Linked DNA regions of Homo sapiens: region 1 is linked to region 2. A link is a contact called in ENCODE Hi-C or POLR2A ChIA-PET data. All regions are on one chromosome and are shown on one strand. Each heading gives the region's core, a stretch centred on a gene start or an enhancer-like site at or near the end of the contact. The rest is flanking DNA. Distances are from core to core; before and after follow the strand shown. Region 1 has its middle 23 kb from the start of MCF2L-AS1. Region 2 overlaps ATP11A (ATPase phospholipid transporting 11A).

The links. Hi-C counts contacts between places; a loop is a spot of excess contacts on that map. ChIA-PET counts read pairs that join two places held with the same protein, here RNA polymerase II (POLR2A). Pooled maps may share reads with other maps.
Region 1: a pooled map shows a loop between it and region 2 (5-fold over the local background). The contact joins two enhancer-like sites. A Hi-C loop is called at or near these places in 1 of 168 maps with a recorded cell type or tissue (PC-3) and 6 of 50 pooled maps. POLR2A ChIA-PET finds 5 or more read pairs at or near these places in 1 of 52 experiments (PC-9).

The regions. Positions count from the first base shown.
Region 1 is chr13:112,942,096-112,948,544 of GRCh38, forward strand. It overlaps a transcript of MCF2L not described here. Among named protein-coding and RNA genes, the nearest start is that of MCF2L-AS1, 23 kb to the right of the region's middle. RefSeq lists a silencer at 1,417-1,596. Within about 2 kb of position 1,501, at least 16 of the 41 ENCODE cell types and tissues checked have a DNase peak (open chromatin) inside an H3K27ac peak, as active enhancers do.
Region 2 is chr13:112,871,118-112,877,239 of GRCh38, forward strand. ATP11A (ATPase phospholipid transporting 11A) reads left to right here. Exons shown (of 30, transcript NM_015205.3): 26 at 618-683; 27 at 2,456-2,559; 28 at 4,659-4,824. Among named protein-coding and RNA genes, the nearest start is that of MCF2L-AS1, 94 kb to the right of the region's middle. RefSeq lists enhancers at 1,213-2,412, 1,552-2,053, 2,054-2,553, 2,175-2,224 and a silencer at 4,115-4,304. Within about 2 kb of position 3,541, at least 20 of the 41 ENCODE cell types and tissues checked have a DNase peak (open chromatin) inside an H3K27ac peak, as active enhancers do.

The DNA.
Region 1 (6,449 bases), core at 251-2,750, 69 kb after region 2:
CTACTCCTCCACCTCTTGTGGAGGGTCTGTCAGGCCCACCCGCAGTTATCTGGAGGCCTAACCGTCTCCCTGTGATGCTGTGCTTCAGTGGTCACGCTTCATGTTCCATCCTGTACACCTGGCTTTCCCTTTTAGATAGCAGTAGCAAATTAGTGAAAGTACTAAAAGTCTCTGATAAGCAGAAATAATGGCGTAAGCTGTCTCTCTCTCTCCTCTCTCTGCCTCGGCTGCCAGGCAGGGAAGGGCCCCCTGTCTGGTAGACATGTGACCCACATGACCTTACCTATCATTGGAGATGGCTCACACTCCTTACCCTGTCCCTTTGTCTTGTATCCAATAAATATCAGTGCAGCCTGGCATTCGGGGCCACTACCAGTCTCCGTGTCTTGGTGGTAGTGGTCCCCCAGGCCCAGCTGTCTTTTCTTTTATCTCTTTGTCTTGTGTCTTTATTTCTACACTCTCTCGTCTCCACACACGGGGAGAAAACCCACTGACCCTGTGGGGCTGGACCCTACAGTCCACCTGTCTGATTTACACAATAATTTATTCTAAGAAAATCTAGTCTAGTTTTAAATTAGTAAAAAAACTCTGTCTAGTTACGTGTAAAACGAAGTGAATGAGTTCAGATGCAGGTAACCAAGTTTTGCCTGCAGGAATGTGCAGCGGGTGCAGGCAGGGACATCTCTTGATGTGGTTCTGCTCCCCTATTGTGGGTGACTTAACATTCTCTCCACCCACCTGGTAGGCGTGGCCATGTCCTACTAAGTCCTTCTCCGCACCATCCCCACATGCCAGCAGAGGGTGCTGTTGGGCAGGAAAGGTGGGACAGCACCCTCGTGAGCTGCTGTTCCATTTTTCCTTCTGTATTTAGGATTGACATGTGTCCAAAGGATATGGTGTGTGAAGATAATGGGGACATTTTGGAATGCCATTTGGAAGAAATGGAAATGCAGAGCCAGGAAGGCGCTCAGAGAGGCCTGAGAGATTTCTAGCAAAAACCTGGTAAACTTTGAGGTGAAGGCTGTCAGAAACAGCTGCGAGGAGCATCCAGCCTAGGGCTCAGCAGGTGTGACTTAAAGGATCGCAGGTGACAGCCCTCAGTGGACTTCTGTCCTCACCATGTTTCCCACTGGCACAGGTGGGGCGGCCACGCCTGTGCCCGCGGCGCCTGTGCTGAGTCCCGACGCTGTGCGCCCCACTCCCGAGGCTGTGGTTGGGGGGTCGCGGTCGAGCTCTAGGGCCCCCGGCCGCAGAGCCCAGGCGCGGGGAGGGCGGCGGCTCCCAGCTCCCGGTCCCCGGCTCCGCGCCGCAGGCGTGAACGCCCAACGGAGGGCGCCGGCGCCCGGGAGAGGCGCCGCCTTGGTTGCAGGGGCCGGGGCGCGGCGGCCCGGGCTTTGAGAGACGGGCCGCTCTTCCCGGCGCGGTGCCTTCCAGGGAGGCTGCGCCTGCAGCACCGCAGCCAGAGCCGAGACTCCGCGCCTTTCAAGGAGGAGGCCCCGTGCAGGCGCCCAGGCGCAGAGGAGGCGCGGGGGGCGGGACCTGCCGGCCAGTCCCTTACCCGGGGACAGACGGGGAAGGCGGGAGCGCTCGCAGTTCCCTCCTGGAGGGACCACACCGCCGGGAGCCCGAGCAGCCTGCGGTGGCTCGGCTCGGGCCGGCGGAGATCTGGGAGCATTTTCTGGAAGCCTCCACAGACTTCAGGCGGACCGGAAGGACCTGGCGGGAGGCGTAGTAGGCGGGGTGAGGGGATCTCGGTGGCAGCGGGGACAGCGCGGCCCCGAGAACTGAGAACTGAGAGGGAGACGCTCTCGGGCCTCTCAGACCAGCATTGAGGAGCTGAGCCCTGCGGGCCAGGGGCGCAGAGAGGGTCCCGGGCCGTGAGGGGAGGGTCCCGGGTGAGGGGAGGGTCCCGGGCCTTGAGGGGAGGGGAGGATCCTAGGCCGTGAGGGGAGGGTCCCTGGCTGTGGGGGGAGCGTCTTGGCTGAGGGAAGGGTTCCGGACCATGAGGGAAGGGTCCCGGGCCGTGAGGGGAGGGGAAGATCCTAGGCCGTGAAGGGAGGGTCCTGGACTATGAAGGGAGGCTCCTGGGCTGTGAGGGGAGAGTCCCGGGCCGTGAGAGGAGGGTCCTGGGCTGTGAGGGGAGGGTCCCGGGCCATGAAGGGAGGGTCCCGGGTGAAGAGCAAGCTCATGACCCTCATTTACTGGGAATCCATTGCTCTGGCCCCGTCATGAGTGGGGTTCGCAGACTGGGCCAATCCCTACAGCGTATGTGTGCTCTGGTGTCTCGGGGCAGCACAGACGTTGTTACTGCTCCATCTGGCCTGGGTGAACACCTGGGTCTCTCTGTGGAGTTGGGGGATGCCGCCTGCTCAAGGGTCGCGTTCCTAGTATGCGTTCCAGGAATGCTATGCACCACCAGTGCTAAGCCGCAGAAGAGCTGTCAATCTGTCAGTCCTGTCCCGCTAAACCTGAACTTTTTTTTTTTTTTTTTTTTGAGACGGAGTCTCGCTCTGTCGCCCAGGCTGGAGTGCAGTGGCGCAACCTCGGCTCACGGCTAATTTTTTGTATTTTTAGTAGAGATGGGGTTTCACTGTGTTAGCCAGGATGGTCTCGATCTCCTGACCTCGTGATCCGCCCGCCTCGGCCTCCCAAAGTGCTGGGATTACAGGCGTGAGCCACCGCGCCCGGCCAAACCTGAACTTCTGAAAGAGCCAGCCTCTTAGGGAAGGCCCTCCACCCTACTTGCCTGGGCTTTCTCTGCAAGCTCTGTGCAGAAGGGAGCAAGGTCTGCCTGATGCCACCACCGTGGGCCCAGTGTTCATGGTGTCCTAATGGAAGCTTTGAAATCACTTTGTGTTAGTCCTGGCTCTTAAGAAAATCGATGCAATGCCAATTAGGCACCACTATTTTTTTTTTTTTTTTGTATAAAACATTTGAGGAAGATGGTGCAGGGTGGGCCCTGAAGGGAGTGGGGTCCTGCCTGGAGCTGCTGTTTAGGCTCAGTCTTGGTGCTCTATATACATATCTACCATTGCAGTGTCATACAGAATGTTCCATTGCCTTTTTGATTTTAAAAAGTGTTTATCACACAGGGGAGTTTTAGGGCAGTGCAACTATTCTGCATGATCCATGACATTATGCACTTCTCAAGACCTAAAACTGCATAACAGGAAGCATGAACCCTCAAGTAAACGATATGCTTTAGTTAGTAATGATGTATCAAATTGTAATGTATGGGCCACCAATGCAAGAAGTTATAATAACTGTGGAAGGAAGTGGGGCAGAGGGGGAGTATACGAGGACTCCCTGTACTTTCTGCCCAATTTTTCTGTAAAACCCAAAACTGCTCTAAAATATAAAGTCTATTAATGTTTTTTAAAGTGCTTATTATATAAAGAAATGATTTTGATTCACTATCTTTGGGATCTTTTTTTATGAGATTTGTTTAAAGTAGTCACTGCTTTGCAGTGATGGCACCATTCTTCTGGGATGCCTTTTTGACCTTGAGCAGCAGTTCCTGCCCTGCTGAGCAGGAAGACACAGTGAGTGGGAGACAAGCCTGGATGCTCACATGGCCTCATGCCCTGGTCTGCGAAATGGGATGGCATCTTGCATCATGGCGGTTCTGTCTAGTGGGAGAATGATAAAGTGTGCCTGGCACAGTCTGTACCTTCAGTAAGTGTGGTTGTCAAAAGCAATAATTGGGTTGGCACTGACATTCATCATAGATGTACAAAAGTAACATGTAGATGGTGAATTGATGAGGAGGGGCCCATGGAGAGATGGGTTTGTGCCGTGTACTTTATTCTTCTAATTTTCTTATTCTCTTTGGGACTGTCCCTGTGGCTTCCATGTGGCTTCAGACAGGTGAGGAGCTGCTGCGTGTTCAGACCGGAAACCTGAGCTCATCAGCACGCCAGCCCGGGCTCTTCTGGGGTATCATGTTTTGAGAATATTTGTCTTTGAAATTTTAAACTCTCTTCCATTTGTATTTGTTGAAATTCTAGAGCTTTTGATAACTCATGCTAAAATTTTTAAATCACTTTTCACTTTATCATCTTTTTATTTGAAATGTCAAAATTTATGTAGGAAGCATCATTTTGCCACCCTGCCAAAGTATTCTGACTAAAACTATCCAAGATCCTCCAAGAAATACATATGACTAAAGATAATGTTTCTCCCTTTCTGATAAAAAAAAAAAAACTATAGTAACTTTAATCCCTAAATAAATAAAACACATGTGGTTGTGACCCACATGAGATAATCAGTAGCTAGATACCTTGTGGTAAACGTATTGCTTTGTTTAATTTTTAAAACCTATATTGAAGTACATGCCTTACTATAGGAAATTAAACATTGTACAAATGGGCTGGAAGTGGGAACTACAAAGACAAGTCAGGGTTGTATTCCAGAGGGCTCAGAGGGACTTAGAGTTCTGTGTCTGCTGATCCAGCCCCCTTGAGATTTTGCTGTGATGAAAATGGGTGTCACAGATGAGGTTTCCTCAAGGTCATTGTTTTCCTCTTAGGTGGTGAAACTGACACCTAACACTCCTTGTTGTCTTAGGACTTCCTTTTGAATGAATTCAGATACAGAACCTGAATAAAGGGTGTATTTAGGACTCGTAGTCAGAAGAGGCACTGTGAGGATGCGTATCCCGTGGCTTTACTTTAGAAACTAACCCACAAAAGACTTCATCCCAGGAAGGTGGAACAGACATACTTTTTCTTGCTCTTCCCAAGAGTAAAACAAAGAACCCTGGACTCAATGTAGGAAGCACACACAGGACAACTCTGAGGGGGGGAGGAGGAGGCAGAATAGTCACGGGCCTGAGGACCCAGGGAGCAGTGGCAGGGTGAGTTCCCAGGGTTTCTTTTGGTCTCGTGCGTCCTAAACGCAGGGCTTGTCTACTGTGGTGTGTTTGTGCTCCTATAACAAAACATCACAGACTGGGTAATTTATTAAAACCAGAAATTTATTTCCTCATGGTTCCCAAGGCTGGGAAGTCCAAGATCAAGGAGCCAGCATCACAGGGTGAAAGGCAGGAGGGCCAGTGAAGCCTCTGTTAGGGAGGAGCCCTTGTCCTAACCACCTACCAAAGACCCCGCCTGTTCACAGCATTGGCTATTAGGTTTCAACGTGTGATTTTTGAGGGGACACATACAAACCATAGCATTCCACCCCCAGCTCCCCAAAATGCATGTTCTTTTCACATGCAAAATACATTTATTCCATCTCAATACCCCAAAAGTCTTAGCTCATTCCAACACCAACTCAAAAATCTAAATTCCAGAGTCTCCTCTAAATAAGGTGTGACTGAGACTCAAGGAACGATTCATCTGATGCAAGTTCCTCTCCAACCGTGGGCCTGTGAAATCGCACAAGTTCTGTGCTTCCACAGTACAATGGTGGGACAGGCATAGGACAGACATTTCCCTTCCAAAAGGAAAAATAGGCAAGAGGGAGTAACGGGCCCCAAGTAAGTCCAAAACTCAACAAGGCAAACAACATTAAATCTTAAGGCTGCAGAATCATCTTCGACTCCATGCCCCACCTTCTGGACACCCTGGGGTGGGGTTGGGCACCCCAGGTCTCAGGCAGCCCTGCCCCCAGGGGTTGCTGGGCTCAGTTCACCTCAGCAGTTCTCCCAGGCTGGGGCTACACACTGGTGGCTCAGTAGGTCTGGAGTCTCAGGGGTGGCCCTACCTCCGCAGCTACACTAGGCATTGCCCTGGTGGAGACTCTCTGTGGTGGCTCTGTCCCTACAACAAGTCTCTGCCTGGGCACCCAGGCTATCCACAGCATACTTTGAAGTCTGGGTGGAGGAGAAAGCCATGCCCCCACAGCTCTTGCACTCTGTGTGCCTGCAGAATTAGCACCACGTGGACTCTGCCAAGGATGACTGCTTGCATCCTCTGGACACCTGAGCCATAGCTGTGTGACCAAGGAGTGCTGTGCCAGAATGTGGAGAATAGAGACCTCAGATGGCTGTGGGCAGTGAGGTTGCATGGGTGTCCTGGGCTTCTCTCCCTAAACTATTCTGTGCTGTGATGGGCATGGCAACCCTGAAGATCTCCGAAATGCCCTTGGGGCCGTTAGTCCATAATCTTTATGAATAACACCAGGCTTCCTTCAATCCATACTAATCTTATGAAAGTAGGCCACACTGTTGGTTTTCTTCCCTAAATACTCTTTGTTGTTCTTTACATGGCCAAGCTGAGAATTTTTAAATCTTTATATTCTGCTTCCCTTTTAATTATAAATTTTGTCCTTAAATAATTTTCTGTTCTCAAATTTTACCATAAGCAGTTAAGGAAAACTATTCTGAATACTTTGCTGCTTAGAGATTTCTTCTGCCAAATTATCTTAGTTCATCACTCTTAAGCTCTGCCTTCCACAAAGTCCTAGGACATGGACACAATTCAGTCAAGTTTTTTGCCACTTTGTAA
Region 2 (6,122 bases), core at 2,291-4,790:
CAGGCTTCCCCCTCTGCATGGGTGCCTGGGGTGTTTCCTCTGCATTTACTCGCAGAACGTTCCCGCCGCTGTTCTTCAACAGCAGGCAGGAGTCTGAGCTGAGTTCAGAAGGGAACAGACACAGTCTGTGAGTTTGTTCCTGAAACCCGTGGAATGTAGCTGGGTACTCAGGCAACTGTCTTTTCTACGTAAAACACAAAACAGAAAAAGGAGGTTTGCGTGTACCCGAGTTTGCATTATGGATATTTAAATGCCAGCTGTGAGGGAGTTTTTGTGCTCAGTTTGAGACCTTGGGACGTCTGTTGTGGCTGAGAGCATTGAGCAGGGCCAGCGTCAGGAGCGGGCAGCAAGTTGCAGATAGGCAGGCTCTGAGCCCATCACCAAGCCACAGAACTGGTGGTGGGAGATGCAGCCGGGAAATGGGGGCGTCCTGCCGTGCTCTGGGGAGTTGCTGCATCTTCTTTTACGGGATAATAAGAAAATATAGTGCTTATATCTTTGGGGTTTGAAGTGTTGGCACACAAGAAAAATGAGGTGTATTTTCTAAAACTCTTGATTGTGAAAGAGAAAAAAAAATACATAAAAACGAGATGACTTGGACTATTTTCCCCAAACAGATATTTGGAAACTGGACGTTTGGAACGCTGGTATTCACCGTGATGGTGTTCACAGTTACACTAAAGGTAAGTGGTCTCGCGCTCACGTTCCTCCCCCAGCCACAGTGAACCCCTGCAGTGTAGGCCTCACGCGCTCTGAGCTCTCTGAATTATAACTCTGTACTGAGGCTGGAAGCCACTCTCCACCCAGCCTTGGCTGGCTCCTGGGGCACCCCTGGGCATCCTTGTCCTGCTGTTTAGACAAGTAATGCACAGCCACTCAGCACACCCGGCCACCCCATGTGCAAACCCCAGAGCTACACCGGAGGTAACCTCGGGAGCAAGCTGCTTCTTTGTGAAAGAATTCAGGCTAGAATTGTTTTCAGTGGCAAGTAGCCCTCCCCCCAGCGCCATCAAAATACACTTTAATTGAAACAAATTAATGTATTTTGAAAAATTTCACTCTTTAAAGTTCAGTGAAATTATATACAGAATATATCATTATGAAATCTCAAAACCTATCAGACTGAGTCTTAAAAAGTGATACCAAAACATTCCTAAGGTGATTTTCTTAGATAGTGATGTAAACAACACCTGACTCTAAAGTAACTTTCTGGCCAGGCATAGTGGCTCACACCTGTAGTTCCAACACTTTGGGAGGCCAAGGTGGATGGATCACCTGAGGTCAGCAGTTCGAGACCAGCCTGGCCAACATGGCAAAACCCCATCTTTACTAAAAACACAAAAAGTAGCCGGGCATGGTGGCACGCGCCTGTAATCCCAGCTACTTGGGAGGCTGAGGCACGAGAATCGCTTGAACCCGGGAGGTGGAGGTTGCAGTGAGCCAAGATCGCACCACTGCACTCCAGCCTGGGCGACAGAGCGAGACTGTCTCAAAAAAATTTTAAGAAGTAACTTTCTTCAGTAGAGACATAAAGAACACCTTAATCTGAATGACTTTCTTCGGTGACGATATAAACAACACCTTGGTCTGTGGCCCGCATGCTGCCATCTGGGAAATACATCCATGGCTCCCTTACCTAGGACCCAGGGCTGTGGCGTCCCCACATTCTTCCTCTCCACTCACACTGTGAGGTGTGGCTTTGTCTTCCTGAGCAGTGTGAGGTGTGGCTTTGTCTTCCTGAGCAGTGTGAGCTGTGGCTTTGTCTCCCGAACGGTGTGAGGTGTGGCTTTGTCTTCCTGAGCGGTGTGAGGTGTGGCTTTGTCTTCCTGAGCGGTGTGAGGTGTGGCTTTGTCTTCCTGAGCGGTGTGAGGTGTGGCTTTGTCTTCCTGAGCGGTGTGAGGTGTGGCTTTGTCTTCTGGAGCGGTGTGAGGTGTGGCTTTGTCTTCCTGAGTGGTGTGAGGTGTGGCTTTGTCTCCTTAATGGTGTGAGGTGTGGCTTTGTCTTCCTGAACGGTGTGAGGTGTGGCTTTGTCTTCCTGAGTGGTGTGAGGTGTGGCTTTGTCTTCCTGAGCGGTGTGAGGTGTGGCTTTGTCTTCCTGAGTGGTGTGAGGTGTGGCTTTGTCTCCTTAATGGTGTGAGGTGTGGCTTTGTCTTCCTGAGCGGTGTGAGGTGTGGCTTTGTCTTCCTGAACAGTGTGAGGTGTGGCTTTGTCTTCCTGAGCGGTGTGAGGTGTGGCTTTGTCTTCCTGAGCGGTGTGAGGTGTGGCTTTGTCTTCCTGAGCGGTGTGAGGTGTGGCTTTGTCTTCCTGAGCCGTGTTTTGCAGGCATTGAGTCGTCATTGCTGGGTCTTGCGTTTGGTTTAGTTTCTCGTCACCCCCCGGCTCTCTGTCCTGCCCATCACGATCATTCTCACTGCTCAGATGACACCGTTAACTGCCCTTTTTTTTTTCCTTTTAGCTTGCATTGGACACACACTACTGGACTTGGATCAACCATTTTGTCATCTGGGGGTCGCTGCTGTTCTACGTTGTCTTTTCGCTTCTCTGGGGAGGAGTGATCTGGTAAATATCTGATAAGTAGCTGATAATCTGATAAATATCATGTGGTTGTTATTTTTTTATCAAGGGTTGAAGACACATTTTCCGTGCGGCCCTGTTGGTTGGGGCAAGTGTTTGTTGAATGGCTGCTGTGTGCTGGGTGTCGTGGGGTCCTGGGATACAGTCGGGGGCAAGACACCGGGGGGTTCCTGCTCCGGTGACTTGCATCTTCCGGGGGAGAAAGACGCTAACTGATAACAGCTTGTGACGAGTTATACGGAGGAACAGACCAGGATTCCGCACCAGGGGACCCATGTCAGATTGAAAGGCCAGAGGTGACTTTTCAGAAACAGTCATTTGAAACCTGGAAGAAGAGCGCCATCATCACAGCAAGTCCCAGCTGGTAACCGCCTCCCACAACGAGGCACTGGCCAGGCATTCGACAGGTCCTGTCTCACTCCATCCTCACGCCCCGCAGCAAGATGGGGCCCAGGCATGGTGGGGCTGGACCTTGCCCGCAGCAGCCTGACTCATCGGGGAGCCTCTGGTTTGGGGGAGAGCAGCAGGCACGCAGGCCCGGGCGGGAGGAGGTCCTCCGTGAGTGGGAGCCGTGGCCAGCGGAGAGGGGCCCGGACCAGGCTGCAGAGCAGGCATGGTGGCCTCCTGGACCGCCGGCCGTGAGGATCCTGGCTCGAGGCTGTCGTGGTCAGTCGAGGCAGAGCACAGCAGAGTTGAGTGGCTCTTTTAAAAACCCCACGGTGGCTGCGTGTTGAGCTGGTGAGAGCGACATAGGCAGGGTGGTCAGTCTAGAGACTGTCGCTGTAAGCCAGGAAACGACGCTGAGTGGTATGGGCCCAGGGCCAGGTCCCAGTCTCAGCCCCAGCGCAGCAGCCTCTGCCACAGCCCTCTGCAGACCTGGGGTCAGTAGCCGGCCTAGGGAAAGCCAGCAACCCACTCAGGATCCCTCAGGGCCCCTGACCTGGGCGGGACTCTCAGCCCAGGAAGAGTCCCTCCGGATTCTCTCGTTCAGCCAGCGGCCCCTGGTGGCCCCAAGTTGCATTACACAGTCTCAGAGATGACAGCCCAGCTTGGAGGGTGTCAGGCACCCTGTCAGCCCCAGAGAAACCTGCTTAGCTCTAGAGAGCCCAGCCCGGCTCTGGAGAGCCCGGCCATTCTAACAGCCCTGAAGGCGATGGCTCTGTAAGAGGAAGATTCCATCCCAAACCTCTCTGACCAGCTCCTGGGCTTTGTAGCCAAGGAGCCACAGCCCGTCAGCCTTGGTAGAACCACAGCCTCTCACATTGTTTCCTAAAACATTGACCCCACGTCTTTGATGTGCTGGGAGCTCACCATGTCACCACCGCTTGGTGATGAGACCCCATCCTCCTGCCCGCCACCAGCACCACGTGGGTGCCCCCAGCCCCATCCCAGGTCTGCCAGCAGCTGCGTGTCCCTCCCGTTACCCACCATGCCCTGCTTCCGTTTCCCTCCTGTTGTCCACACACCAGTTTCACTGTGCTTCCTGGAGCTGGGGCCCTATCTCTGTGTCTCTGCCACCATCCGTAGTGCCTGGGATGTGAAAGGCGATCAGGAAACGTTACCGGAAGGCACGTATAGACGTGGACCTGTGGGCTCGGGCTGGCTGCGGGTCACTGGTCCCTGCATCCTTGCCAGCCTCCCTCATGGAGGCTGACGCAGACGTCTTTGAATCATCCTCTTTCTGGGGAGAGAAGTCATTGCTTGCTCTGTACTGACGACCAGTGCTCGGGACGTCCTTCCCATCCGAGACTTCAAGATAGAAAAACATCCCTATTTCAATCCCTTTGTGTTTTGTTTTTTGTTTTTTTTTTTTTTGCTTCTGTGAAACTGAACTTCAGAGACTTCTATGTCCCATTTGAGATGACTTCATAGAATTCCTTCTCCCGTTCCTCTTACCCCAGCATTACCGGGAGGTTCAGTGTTCATTTTTTATATGATAAATTCAGAGCAGGCTCCGTGGCTTGCCAAGCAACTCTCACTGACAAAAGTGTAAACTCCCTGAACAGACGGCCTCTCCAGTGAGTAGAGAGGCCAGCCCCAGGGAGTACATGCCTCACCAGCGGCTTCTCTTCCCTGCCCCTCAGGCCGTTCCTCAACTACCAGAGGATGTACTACGTGTTCATCCAGATGCTGTCCAGCGGGCCCGCCTGGCTGGCCATCGTGCTGCTGGTGACCATCAGCCTCCTTCCCGACGTCCTCAAGAAAGTCCTGTGCCGGCAGCTGTGGCCAACAGCAACAGAGAGAGTCCAGGTACGGAGTGTCCCCAGCCGGGGCGGGGGTGCCTCAGGGCCCTGGCCTTAGGATTGGGAGATGACCGTTTTGAAAGACAGTGTGAAAGGTTTGGATTTCATGAAACGTGATCAGTTCAGGTATCACTAATGAGTGTCCTGACGGTGCATGATGTTAAACATCAGGTACATTTGCGATGACCGATGTCTAATTTTATGTTTCAACCTAAACAGTCATCTGAAATGAGACACAAATAAGAGAAAAAAGACTGATGCAAAAGGCAAATTATTTCATGTAAATGGAAACCTTTTTTAAAATTAATCATTACTTTAAAAGGTTGAATTACATAATTTTTAAGGATGGTAAATCTGGCTGGAAACGGTAGCATCTGTATCAGGAAATGCTGGTATTGGTGGAGCTGCTTATTTTACACACTCCCAAGTTTTAGGCACAAGCAGAATTCTGGGTCCAGGGAAGACGTGACGATGCCGAGTGTCCCCCCAGGTGCAGGGTTTGGCAGGTGTGAGGACTTAGCTCCCGGTCCCCCATCCTTTTCAGCAGCTGGCCTCTGCCTTCAAGCTCAACCCTAAATCAGAGGCAGTGACCACGACCCACCTCTGCTGCTTTACTGGGAAGCCTGCCTGTCCTCAGAGGGCCGCTGCACCTGTCACGGTCCCTCAGGACTCTATTAACAATGCAAGTTTTCAAGTTTCATCCCCGAAATTTCCAATCACTCCTTGAGGTGGAGCCCTGGACTGGGCAGTGCTGAAGCCCAATGGGGAAATGAGGGGTGGGGGCCCCTGGCAGTGGCTGCTCCTGCAGGGTGTGAGGCTCCCCAGGTGGGAGGAAGACGGGGAGTGAGTGGGGGCCGGGGCCCCAGCCCTGACTCACTCACGTAGCTCAGACACCCGGGGGCTGGCTCCCAGCGGTGCTGCTGTGCTGGGAGGGAAGACAGGTTGCCCTCCCTTGGGGGGCACAGCCTCACCCACCACCCACCTCCAACAATCAGAATGGGACCCTGGCTTGAGAGCTTTCTTGGGACATTGGTGCCGATTTGAAATGTTGAAACCGATGCCACCAGTTCCCGGCACTCCCTCCTTCATGCCTCCTGCCACAGTTTGTAAAATCAGAGCGAGCAAAACTCGTGGTGAAGAGACTGCCTCTCAATGTAGTGAAAATGTCCACACACAGCTCCACTGACTCGGGGGCCACAGGCAGGAGAAACGCAGCAGAACGTGCCAGTTGGCTGCTTATAAGAAGGTCCCACTGAGGGGCCTCTGTGCAGGAGGGGAGACAGTGGGAGCAGGAGCCGGGGCCCT